Linked DNA regions of Homo sapiens: region 2 is linked to region 1. The links are chromatin contacts, found by Hi-C in ENCODE. All regions are on one chromosome and are shown on one strand. The core of a region is the stretch at or near the end of the contact, and the rest is flanking DNA. Distances in the headings are between cores, read along the strand shown. Region 1 overlaps ANKRD22 (ankyrin repeat domain 22). Region 2 has its middle 44 kb from the start of CH25H.

The links. Hi-C counts contacts between places; a loop is a spot of excess contacts on that map. Pooled maps may share reads with other maps.
Region 2: a loop to region 1 is called in a map with no recorded cell type, with 9 times the contacts of the local background. The contact joins two enhancer-like sites. A Hi-C loop is called at or near these places in 3 of 37 single-sample maps with no recorded cell type and 9 of 50 pooled maps.

What each region holds. Positions count from the first base shown.
Region 1 is chr10:88,822,757-88,828,269 of GRCh38, forward strand. ANKRD22 (ankyrin repeat domain 22) reads right to left here. Exons shown (of 6, transcript NM_144590.3): 4 at 3,282-3,359; 5 at 524-622; 6 at 1-262. The coding sequence ends at 185. Among named protein-coding and RNA genes, the nearest start is that of LIPM, 23 kb to the left of the region's middle. RefSeq lists an enhancer at 2,579-2,668. Within about 2 kb of position 2,640, at least 5 of the 41 ENCODE cell types and tissues checked have a DNase peak (open chromatin) inside an H3K27ac peak, as active enhancers do.
Region 2 is chr10:89,160,368-89,165,810 of GRCh38, forward strand. No RefSeq gene overlaps it. Among named protein-coding and RNA genes, the nearest start is that of CH25H, 44 kb to the right of the region's middle. RefSeq lists an enhancer at 3,212-3,261. Within about 2 kb of position 3,449, at least 9 of the 41 ENCODE cell types and tissues checked have a DNase peak (open chromatin) inside an H3K27ac peak, as active enhancers do.

The DNA.
Region 1 (5,513 bases), core at 1,390-3,889:
GAACTTGACTGAGTAAACAATGCTATAAATAAAAAGCTCTTCCAAAACATTAACCATGGTAAGCATCATTATCCCCATAAAATGGTGGCATCCAGGTTAAATGGCCCACAGACCAAAAGTCTAAAATGAAGATAGAATCCAGTCGTTAACTTTTTCTGTATCTCCATCGGTGTGGTCACAAGGATTACAATGCTTTCCTTAGCATTAATTCAATCTGGGAAAATTTTAATCTCCGTGCAATATCCAGTGAGCTCTCACCATGCTGAGGGGGGAAAAATATACAGTTATTTCCAATAGAGTGCCCAAGATCTCGTACGTAGCTTAGACCAATTGACTCTCTGTGTTGGCAAGGGCTTTAAAAGGCAATCAGTCCTAATAGTAATAGGATAACTTCATTCCTTAATGAGGATGATTAATTTTACTGTTGTTTACGTCAGAGGCAAATAATTTACTTCAACATAAGGCCTAGATTAGAAGATGCTGCTGCTAGAGGAACCTCAGACCACGGTCCACCCTCCCTTACCTTATTCTTTATTGTGGGGTCTGCACGGGCTTCCAAGAGCAGAGGGATAAGAGACTGGTTTTTCATTTCACAGGCATAATGTAATGCGGTACAGCCATACTGAAACACAAAGGGCCAAAACTTCAGCTCATAAGTCGGGCCCTCCACAGACCATAGCATGTGGCTTCATTGGCAAATCCTTTTCACACTTTGTAGTATACAACTAAGCAGAAAAATAGTCTGCAAACCATTGATAGACAACTATTTCTAGTACTTAAAAAATTTTTCGCCGGGCGCGGTGGCTCACGCCTGTAATCCCAGCACTTTGGGAGGCCGAGGCGGGCGGATCACGAGGTCAGAGGATCGAGACCGTCCTGGCTAACACGGTGAAACCCTGTCTCTACTAAAAGATACAAAAAATTAGCCGGGCGCGGTGGCGGGTGCCTGTAGTCCCAGCTACTCCGGAGGCTGAGGCAGGAGAATGGCTCGAACCCGGGAGGCGGAGCTTGCAGTGAGCCGAGATTGCGCCACTGCGCTCCAGCCTGGGCGACAGAGCGAGACTCCGTCTCAAAAAAAAAAAAAAAAAAATTTCTTCTCTGTCTCAATGTATATGTATGTTAGTGTCATATAAGCCATCAATCTCTGCCTTTTTGTTTTCCATTTTCTGTTCTAAAGAATGCAACTTAAAAAAGCTGATGCTGAATTGTGCCAAAGTTTCTTTGTCGCATGCTATATGCCTCGGTGATCATCACCTTGATCATGTCACCATCTTTCCCTTAAAGAGTCTCCACATGGCCCTTTACATAAACATTATCCTCTATGGTTTTGGTGATGATTCCTACTGAAGAAGTCGGGTGCTCTTGCTGCAGGACACCTGCAAGATCAGTGCAGTTCTACAGAGACATTTCCCAAACGTGATTTGTTATAGCTTATATTATGTGTTATAAGCTAGTGCATCTACTCTGTTGGTACTAATTTAAAACACTACAGGTCAAAAAAATTATAGCTAGGGCATTAGTGTCCAAAATTTGGCCTTTGGAAAAGTAGCCAAGCAACCATGGTGCTGGTGAGTGAAGAAATAGTACCTTTGGCTATCAAGACAGGTTTAGCTCTGGATCCCATTCCCTAGAAACACCTCTAAAATTATAGGAGATCATGTTGCAATTATTTATTTTTATTAAGTGGTGGCATGACAAATGGAAGTTCTGGCTCTGAATTTTGTCATGTGAAATAGAGTCTAATTATCCAAAAATACAAAACACTGTCTTACCTAGAAAGTAGATTTTAATACTCAGATAGTTTTTGAAAAAATTTTGGTATTAGAAGTGGTGTCTGTGTGTGTACCTGCATGTGTCTCAAACTCCTGAGTTCAAGGGATCCTCCCATCTCAGCCTTCCAAGTAGCTGGGACTACAGGCTAGTGTCACTGTGCCTAGCTGAAGGAATGCAATATCTCTATCTAGAGAGAGAAATACACATAAATTGCTGAGAAAATATCCTAGAGAAATTTTGGTCACAGGCAGGAATATTAAATCTATTGAATTTAAATGAAAAGACCAAGAAAAACCTTCAACAAACTTTTAACTTCATCTTTAATAATCTCTTACTTAATATATTTCAAAGCTATCTAAAGAAATGGTAATGCACAGTAACTGTCAATACAAATTTATCCAAAAGTTCTATTTGAAATAAAAGGGAATATAAATTTCATAAAGTTATTTTCTTTTGCTCTCTCTCTCTCTCTCTCTCTCTCTCACACACACACACACACACACACACACACACAACTGCCTGCATTTAAACATGATACCAGCATAGGCAAAACCGAAATGATGTAAATAATTGATAGAAACAGGAATGGGGCCATGGTCTCTATCATAAAACAATGGTAATACACACAGATGTGCACACACGTAAAATATGTTAGGCATCACAAATAGAATGTTAGTATTTTGGAATCAAATTTCCACTTGCCTACTTTTTCAATAAGGAACTGGGAATCCAAAATTTTATTCAATCACCATAAGCAAAACACCATAGAAATAAACTTTTGTCTTTCTGTGATCATTGAGAAAGAAAGATGAGTGCAAGAGCACAGAGGTGAAAGTGAAAACAACACCTTATGCTCATAAACAGGAAGAAGTGAGCGGATGCTGCTACTGTTGTTATCACTGCTCTTACCATCAGTGGGATTTTTCTTTGACCTTTGTCTTATTTATCTGTAGTTTGCACACGGGGCCTCTCATCAGTGGGTTGGGATTTTGGCTGCAGTGGCAGCTGTTGCCATTCAATGAGCACTTACTACATTCTGAGCATGTGCTAAGTGCTTTACATGAACAAGCCCAATGAGATAAGTATTATCCATATCCCCATTTTACCGATGAGGACACTGAAAGTAAAATAAGTTTACAACTTGCTCAAACTCATAGAAGTAAAAAGTGGCAAGCCCAGAGTTTACTCATGGGCATTCTCACTCCAGCTTCTTAACTATTATGGCTGGTATTTTGTTATCGGAGCCTTAGTTTTCCTTAACGTCTCAACAACATTAAAGCCAATTATTTTAAAAATGCTTTATAATCAATAGAGGTATTATTCCCATGAGTTCAGCAGAATATAAATAACCTCAAGGTTGCCTGTCAGTGGGAAAAAAAAGGAGAAAATAAAAGAAAACTAAATGTAAAATTGTCTAGGAAAATAAAGCAACTGTACAGATGACAAATACGCTACCTACAAATACCATTTTGAATATTTTTTCAAAATGGCTAAAAGTATAAACTTACACAATCTGTAGCATTAACTTCGACGCCAGCATCAAGTAGCATTCGTACAAGAGCCTCATTCTGCTTTGTCTTTGATACCTATTACAAATGGTAATTATAAGAAAGGCTTATTTACAAATAGTTTCTCCAATTTATGCCTGAGACTATTTAATCAATAGGCTTCATTTTAATCCCAACACTCCTATGCATGCATGCACCCTTCCTAAAATTTCCCCCAGCTTCTCACTCACTCTAATATCAATTAATTAAAGCCAGGTTCTCAGACTGTGGTCCTGAAGTAGCGGCACTGACACCTAAGAACCTTAGAAATGTACTTCTCAGGTCCCACCCCAAACCTACCTAATTCCACTGAGGATGGGGCCTAGTACCTGTCTTTCCCTTCCTGGCTCAAAGCTGTGCAATTACTTCCCATTGCTCTGAGGACAAAAGTAAACTCTTCAGCATGACCTACAAAGCCCCGTATGTTTTGGCTCCACGTATGGCCCTGCCCTGGCCTCTCTCTCACTCTGCGCCTCCTGGCTCACTCTGTTCTACTTACATTGGCCTTTGTTAATCTTTCATTCTCAGAGAATCATTGCACAGGAAGTTCCTTCTGCCTAGAAGCCTCCTCCCTCTCTTCTTTGCCTGGCATATTCACCTTTCATTCATCAGCCCAAGTCCCTCTTTCTCTAAGAAGCTTTCCCTGACCCACCTGACCAGGTGAAATCCCTCTTTTTTAGCTATCCTAACACCAGTCGCCTTTCTGTATCACCCGCTTTATGGTAATTTTACATGTGTTTGTGCCATTTGATTAATGACTCTCCCCACCACCCTCTAACTCTCATGGGGTAAAAAACTATGCCTATTTTGTTCATCATTGTGTCCCTAACAGCTAGCACAGCGTCTGGCACATAGTAGGTCCATAATAAACATACGTTAAAGAATTGAACAAATTAATGAAATGAACTAGGACTCCTCAGAAATTCACTTTTCCTTCCCAGTCTCCTGAGCTTCTGACCACAAGCCTGTTGGAGTCTTCCCCAACTTCCAGTCTCCTGAAGAGGCAAAGCTCTCCCTGCTCAGCTGGGTATAGCCCTGGAGTTCAACCCTGTCATCACCTGGGAAGCTCCATCCAGTTCTCTCTCCTTAGGCTTCCCTCTTGTGTCACCTCCTAAACTGCCTTTCTCTGCCTACTTTTCTCTGAAATAACCCAATGCTTTCCTCTCTCCTCCCCTATCATTTCCTCTCATGTCACTTATTTGTTAATTCATCACAAATTTACAACTTTAGGCCCCATTAATAAATTGCACGTGCATGAAACTAGAGTTGAGCTATTCATTACGATTACTATTTTTGCCCAGTCCTCCAGCCTCTAAACATTGAACCATCTTAGAAAGCAGAGTTGTGTGTCAATAAATTCTGAATGAGCCTTCTAATCACAGTTGTAATTTTTACCTTTAGAATCTCTAAAAATGTTTGTAAATAAATAACAGATTCTCCCTGCCCCCAAAATACATGTATTTAAATGCTATGTGCTAAATACATAATGAATTTTTAAAGAATTCTTCGAGGATATGAGCAGATTATATTTTTATTAGTGAATTAAAGTTCTTTTCTCTCTCCTATAAATCCAAATATAAAAATCAACATTGTCATGTTTAATTATAGTTCCTCAAATTCTGTGGCATTTAAATACCCAATGAAATAATAACATTTTTGACGGGCAGACTTGTTCTGCGGCTGATGTTAACAGGTGTAACCAATATTCACAGTTTATGAGCTACAACAAGGAGGGAGCTTGGTCATTTAATTAAAGTAAATTATGCATCTCTTGAGTCATGTCTGAGAAGTGGAACTGGGCACAAAGGAAACTAGATGGATAAAAGTGAGTAAGTCAGTGCAGATCTGTTACCCTATTGGGAAAAAAAACCAAAAACCATCTCAAGCTTCATCTTCTACTCCTCATATGACTGCATCTCTATACCAACTACATCTTTCTTTATTCAAGAAAATTGCTGTCTGCCAAGATTCATCCAAGCATGAAGAAATTCATCAAGGTGAAAATGGGCTTAAATTCTCAACAAGTATCTTCTGTGTGTGTCAGCTTCTGGATGCAAACTTTTAGGATCTGTTTTTCAACACACCACCAGAGGAGTACTTAAAAATCAGTAAGTCAGAAAGATAAATCCAAAAACACAAACTCCTCTTTTAAAAAAAGGAGAAAAAAATATTAGAAGGGGTGTTTTTTAATAT
Region 2 (5,443 bases), core at 2,199-4,698, 340 kb after region 1:
AGTGTCCCTGTGGCCAGTGAAATGGTAACACTTCTGGTATGAGAATTTCATAGCCCAGCTGATGAATATCCAGCTCAGAGTTAATCAAACTCTATTGTCTTTTAATGAGCAACATTATCTACTTAAAATGGTATGACTCCTCTGTCTCAGGCTTGGCACTTAAAAGTTGGGAGCTGCTAACCAGAACAGGAATTTCCACTAGGAGTTAAGATGAAGAAAAATTAGAGACATAACCATATGTGCAAACAGCAGCTTCAACACTGAGGGTGGTTGGCTGTGTTTGCAGCATGAACAAGGCTCCTGCTTAAAGACACACCTCTCCAGGACAAGAGACCTGTCCTCACCACCAATAGGATAAATATGGCTTTTTAAACTTTTTTCAGGAAAAAAAGCAAGATAGAACTTTTGAAATTAAAAAAAAAAAAAAACCTTTGGGGCCTGGGTGGGGTGGCTCACACCTATAATCCCAGCACTTTGGGAGGCCGAGGCAGGTGGATACCCTGAGGTCAAGAGTTCAAGACCAACCTGGCTAACACGGTGAAACCCCGTCTCTACTAAAAAATTAGCCGGGCATGGTGGTGCACACCTGTAATCCCAGCTACTTGGGAGACTGAGGCAAGAGAATTGTTTGAACCCGGGAGGCAGAGGTTGCAGTGAGCTGAGATCGCACCACAGCACTCCAGCCTGGGCAATAGAGTGAGACTCCATCTCAAAAAAAAAAAAAGGGGCCTTTGGAATCTTGAGAAACAGTAAGAAAGCAATCTTCAGGCATTCCCCAAAATAGCTACATCAGAATAGTATAAATGTGACCATCCAACCATCCATAGCCTAAAATCATATTTTGACCAGTTGGCTCTTGAATAAACAATCTCTCCTTTTTCTCTTTTATGAAACAACTAAGTGTTTTATTTCTGATGCCTCTCTAAGGCTTTTAGAGAAATATATGTGTCTATATGTGTATGTGTGTTGAGAAATTTAAACAATACAAAAAGAGATACTGAAGCCTCCTCTATCCTTCCTATTCCCCAGAGGTAACTATTAATGATATCTGAGTACTTACGTTTCAAGGCTCTTTTTCTGAATATATAGAAATACAGTTTTATAACACAAATGAAATAAAACTGCTCAGCAAGGTGCTTTTTTTTTTTTTTTTTTCTTTTTGAGACGGAGTCTCGCTCTGTCGCCCAGGCTGGAGTGCAGTGGCATGATCTCGGCTCACTGCAAGCGCCGCCTCCCGGGTTCACGCCATTCTCCACAGCCTCCTGAGTAGCTGGGACTACAGGCTCCCGCCACCACGCCCGGCTCCATCTCCTGACCTCGTGATCTGCCCGCCTCAGCCTCCCAAAGTGCTGGGATTACCGGCGTGAGCCACTGTGCCCGGCCAGCAAGGTGCTTTTTAATTGTATCATAAATTACATTCTTCTTATCAGAACACATAGGTCAACCTATTTTTTGAATGGCTGCAAAGTCCATCATATGAAACACCATAAGTTATTTAATCAGTCCTCTGTTGTTCATTTTTCTATTTTTCTCTGTCTCATGCAATACAACCTTATGGTTCTAATTTGTTATTTGTCAGTAAAGTTAATGATTTTACCATGATAGTTATATTCTTATTATTACTTTAACTGGTTTTCTTTATTAGCTTATTAGCTCACTGTTTTCTTCATTAGCTTAGGTTTTTTATATGTAATAGATATTAATCCTTTGTCTGTTATCTAGATTACACATTTTTCTCAGTTATCATTTCACCTTTATTGAAGTGAATAAAGTTTATTTAAGTAAACTTAAGTTTACTTAAGTTAACTTTGTTGAAGTAAATAAAGTTAACGTTTTAATTAGTCTTATCAGTCATTACTTTCTTTTATGATTTTTGGGCTTTATACCATACTTAAAAGGGCTTCTTCACTCACTATATTTGTATAAAAATATTTCTCTTCTATTTTAATATTTTCATGTGATTTTGTATTTTATATTGAGATATTTTATCCATCTGGAATTTATTCATAATGTGGGAATTTAATATTTCCTGAAGTTGGTTCATAAGTAATTTTATTTTTAGATAAATGCTTATGGTGTACTGGTTAAGGCACCAGGTTTTTCAGTTATAACAATCTTTACTTGAATCTCAGCTTTGCCTCTTTTATACAATGTGACTTTTGGCAAGTTGTTCTCTAACTAATTCTTTCAGCTATAAAATATGGATATTAAACTACATCTGGAAGAATTATGAAGCATAAATAGGAACATACAGGAAAGTGCTTAGCATGGAGTTGGGGTATGAAAAGAACTTAATAAATATCAGTTATTCTCATCATTTTTATTTGATTCTGTGATAAAGGTCAAGGCAATTGTTTTCTGTAATGTTAGCAACATCTTACTGCTTAATTCTTTTATGTCTGTTGGTTGGTTGATTTGTTGCTGAGTTAACTAGTTGCTTTGTTTGGTTTGGATGTAAGCAAAACAAAGGATCATCCACCAGACCCCTCTTTGAACTTTTCTGGTATATATCATAAAACCCATTATGTAATGGCTCCAATTTGCTGCAAAGAAATGAACTGCCAAAGTATGATGTTACTTGCTCATGATATATTTAGAGATTATAACTTCTAATTTATTTTGAATTTAGCAGTGAACCTAAGGTTAAGAGGTGGCAGCAACTAATTTCCTCTGCTTATTTTCTTAATTTTTATTGTAACGATTGCATTCTTAGTATAATTATCTGTAAAAAATTGTTGTCTCCTCCATGAGATTACCTATAATCACGTTAAGTGCAAGACTCCATACCTAACACAGTGCCTGGCTCATAGTAGATGCTCAATAAACATTCCATGAATAATAAATGGAATATCTATTGCACATCTAATGTATGCCCTGAAATTATTTAATTTTTAAAACAATCATGCAAGGTAAATGTTATTATTCTCATTTCACAGATGAAGCAGTTGAACTCAGAGTTAATGAAGCTGCCAAAGAGACTGAAATTACATGACCTAAACTCAGGCTGTAGTAACCTTGGTGCTGGTGGCTGAGGCAGGACTGGCCCTGGATAGAATGTAGTAAGTGTGGGTCTCAGCTTGGCACTTCTCAGAGGCAGCTTTCTATTCTCCTCCCTGGTAAGGCCAATCTTAGTGGTTACCTTTATGTAAAGTAGAACTATGTCCTGTGCCAAGCAAGATAAGCAGCTCTATGCATGTCCCTAAGAAGCTAAAATAGATGCTCATCATCCCAGTCTGCAAATTAAGCCAAAATTTCAGTGTCACTAGCAGTCAACTCTCCAAAGACAAATAGGTTGTAATCTAGTTTCAGAAAGGAAAAAGTGACTAGTTGTCTGAAAGAACTGACATCACCTGCAAGCTAAGTACCTTTTCCTGTATCTGTGGGCTTTCTGCTCACCCTGGCTGTCTTGCTGTGCTCACTTGTACCAGATGGACGGCGAAACAAGACTTGCCAGGAAACTGAAACTTGCAACCAAACGAGAGAGACCAATTGCCAGACAGCGTGTCTCAACACTGCTCCGTCAGCACACAACTTATGTAATCGCCTGTTTATGCAACAGAGTACATGAATTTTAATTGATAGCACTGTTAGGTTTGATTCAGTGTCATCTAGTAGAGAGTTCTTCACTGGAAATTCTACTTGTGGTTCTACCACTAAATTTGTGGTATTAGGGGGTGGGAGGAAAAGTCAGAACCAGCTCTGTTTGCAATAATGCAACTCAATGCTGTATTCAAGGAGAAGTGGAGTGAACAGAGGGATGCTTCTTCAAAGTTGAACACATTGGAAAAAATGAAGAATTTGTAGCAGGGTTAGAGGAAATACAATAAGATATCAAGAACCTTATAACGTCTAAGTAACCAAAGCTGAGACAAGAGTGTTAGAAAAAGGAAGCTGTGTCTTTAGAACTAACAGTAAGTATAAAGCTCTCCACAGAGGAAGCATCTGCGCGCTTAGGTCTCACTTTAAATATCAGATCCTCTAGGAAGCCTTCACTACTTCCCCTACACCCCAAAACTGACTTAAAGAGTCATTGTGTGTGTTCAAGTAGCACCTTCTCTTCCACCTGTTATAGCCTGCATTGCACAACATCCTAACCAATGGCTTACTTGTCTCTCTTTCCACAAGTGTCAAAAATTTACCAGGACAGTGCTGGGACCTCATTCACTGTCATGACCCTTGCACCAAGCTCAAATCCTGGTATGTAATGAGCACCTCGGAAGAATTTGTTGAATTAATGAATAAACAGTGTCCCATGTTACACAAAATAGTGATGATCCCACTGAAGACCATCAAAGCCAAAGATGAAGGGAACATAAAAGAAGATATAGAACAACAAGAAGGAAGAGGAGGAAGAGTTGAAGGGAAAAGAGTTGGAGCAAGGAGAGGAAGGTGAAAAGAAATGAAGAAAGAGGATGGTAAGGAAGAAGAGGAAGGGAAGAGGAGTTGAATGGAGAAGAGGAGGAAAGAGGAGAAGGAGGAGGAATGATGAGGAGGCTGAGAATAAGAGATGAATGAGGAGGAGGAGGAGGAGTAAAAACAGCTTCAAAGAAAAGAAGTAGGAATAAACTCTGCCTCACAGAATATCATGACAGACATAAGGCTTATCCTCCAAATGGAAAAAAATGCGAAGCAATAGAAGTACTTGGAGGATCCCAAGCACTTCCAGGTAATGGTATGCAAAGTCCTGCAGTGGGAATGGTAGCAGCTGTGTGGAGTCCTGATATGGCCACTAGGGATGTCTTACTGGAGTGAGTGTACGTACGCTACCTGAACCTTATCTCGCTGCTCTCTCCTGCTGAGTCAGGGAGCAGATAACCCTCTCAGAAGGGTCTGAGGGACAATGAAGTTTGAAGGAAAGAAGCTGAGTGAGCTAAAGAGACATAAAGGACCAACATGGCACCTGGTGACCTAGGTTTGAATCCTAGCTCCTTCAATTATCATGAAATGGCCTTTGGAAAATTATTGCATTTTCTGTAGCCTCAGTTTACCTACCTATAAATCTATCACAATAATAGCATTCTCTTCGCATTGTAATGAAGATTAAATTAAATGAGATAGCATATAATTACCATAAAGCATCTAGCCCAAAAGCTCCTGATATGTAGCAGTTGCTCAACAAATACTTGTTTCCTTTCTTCCTCCTGGTTGAAAAGAGGTTTTGTTGTCCTTATTTCTGCGCACAGGCATTTGGAATTCAAAAGGAAAAATCTGATGGGAATAGCAACTCTAAAGGTGGTAGTGGATTTTGGGAGATCTATTGCAGGGATCTGTCCTCCGTGTTATCCTGTTTACGTTTTCCCTCCAATAACTTAAATGCAGTTAGAAAGAGACTGAATATCAAAATGTATGAGACAAAAAGCTAAGTTTAGGACTATGAACGATGGCAGCATTAGGTTCCAAAAAGATTTTAGTCAGCCGGAGGAACAGGCTTGACTAAAGTTCA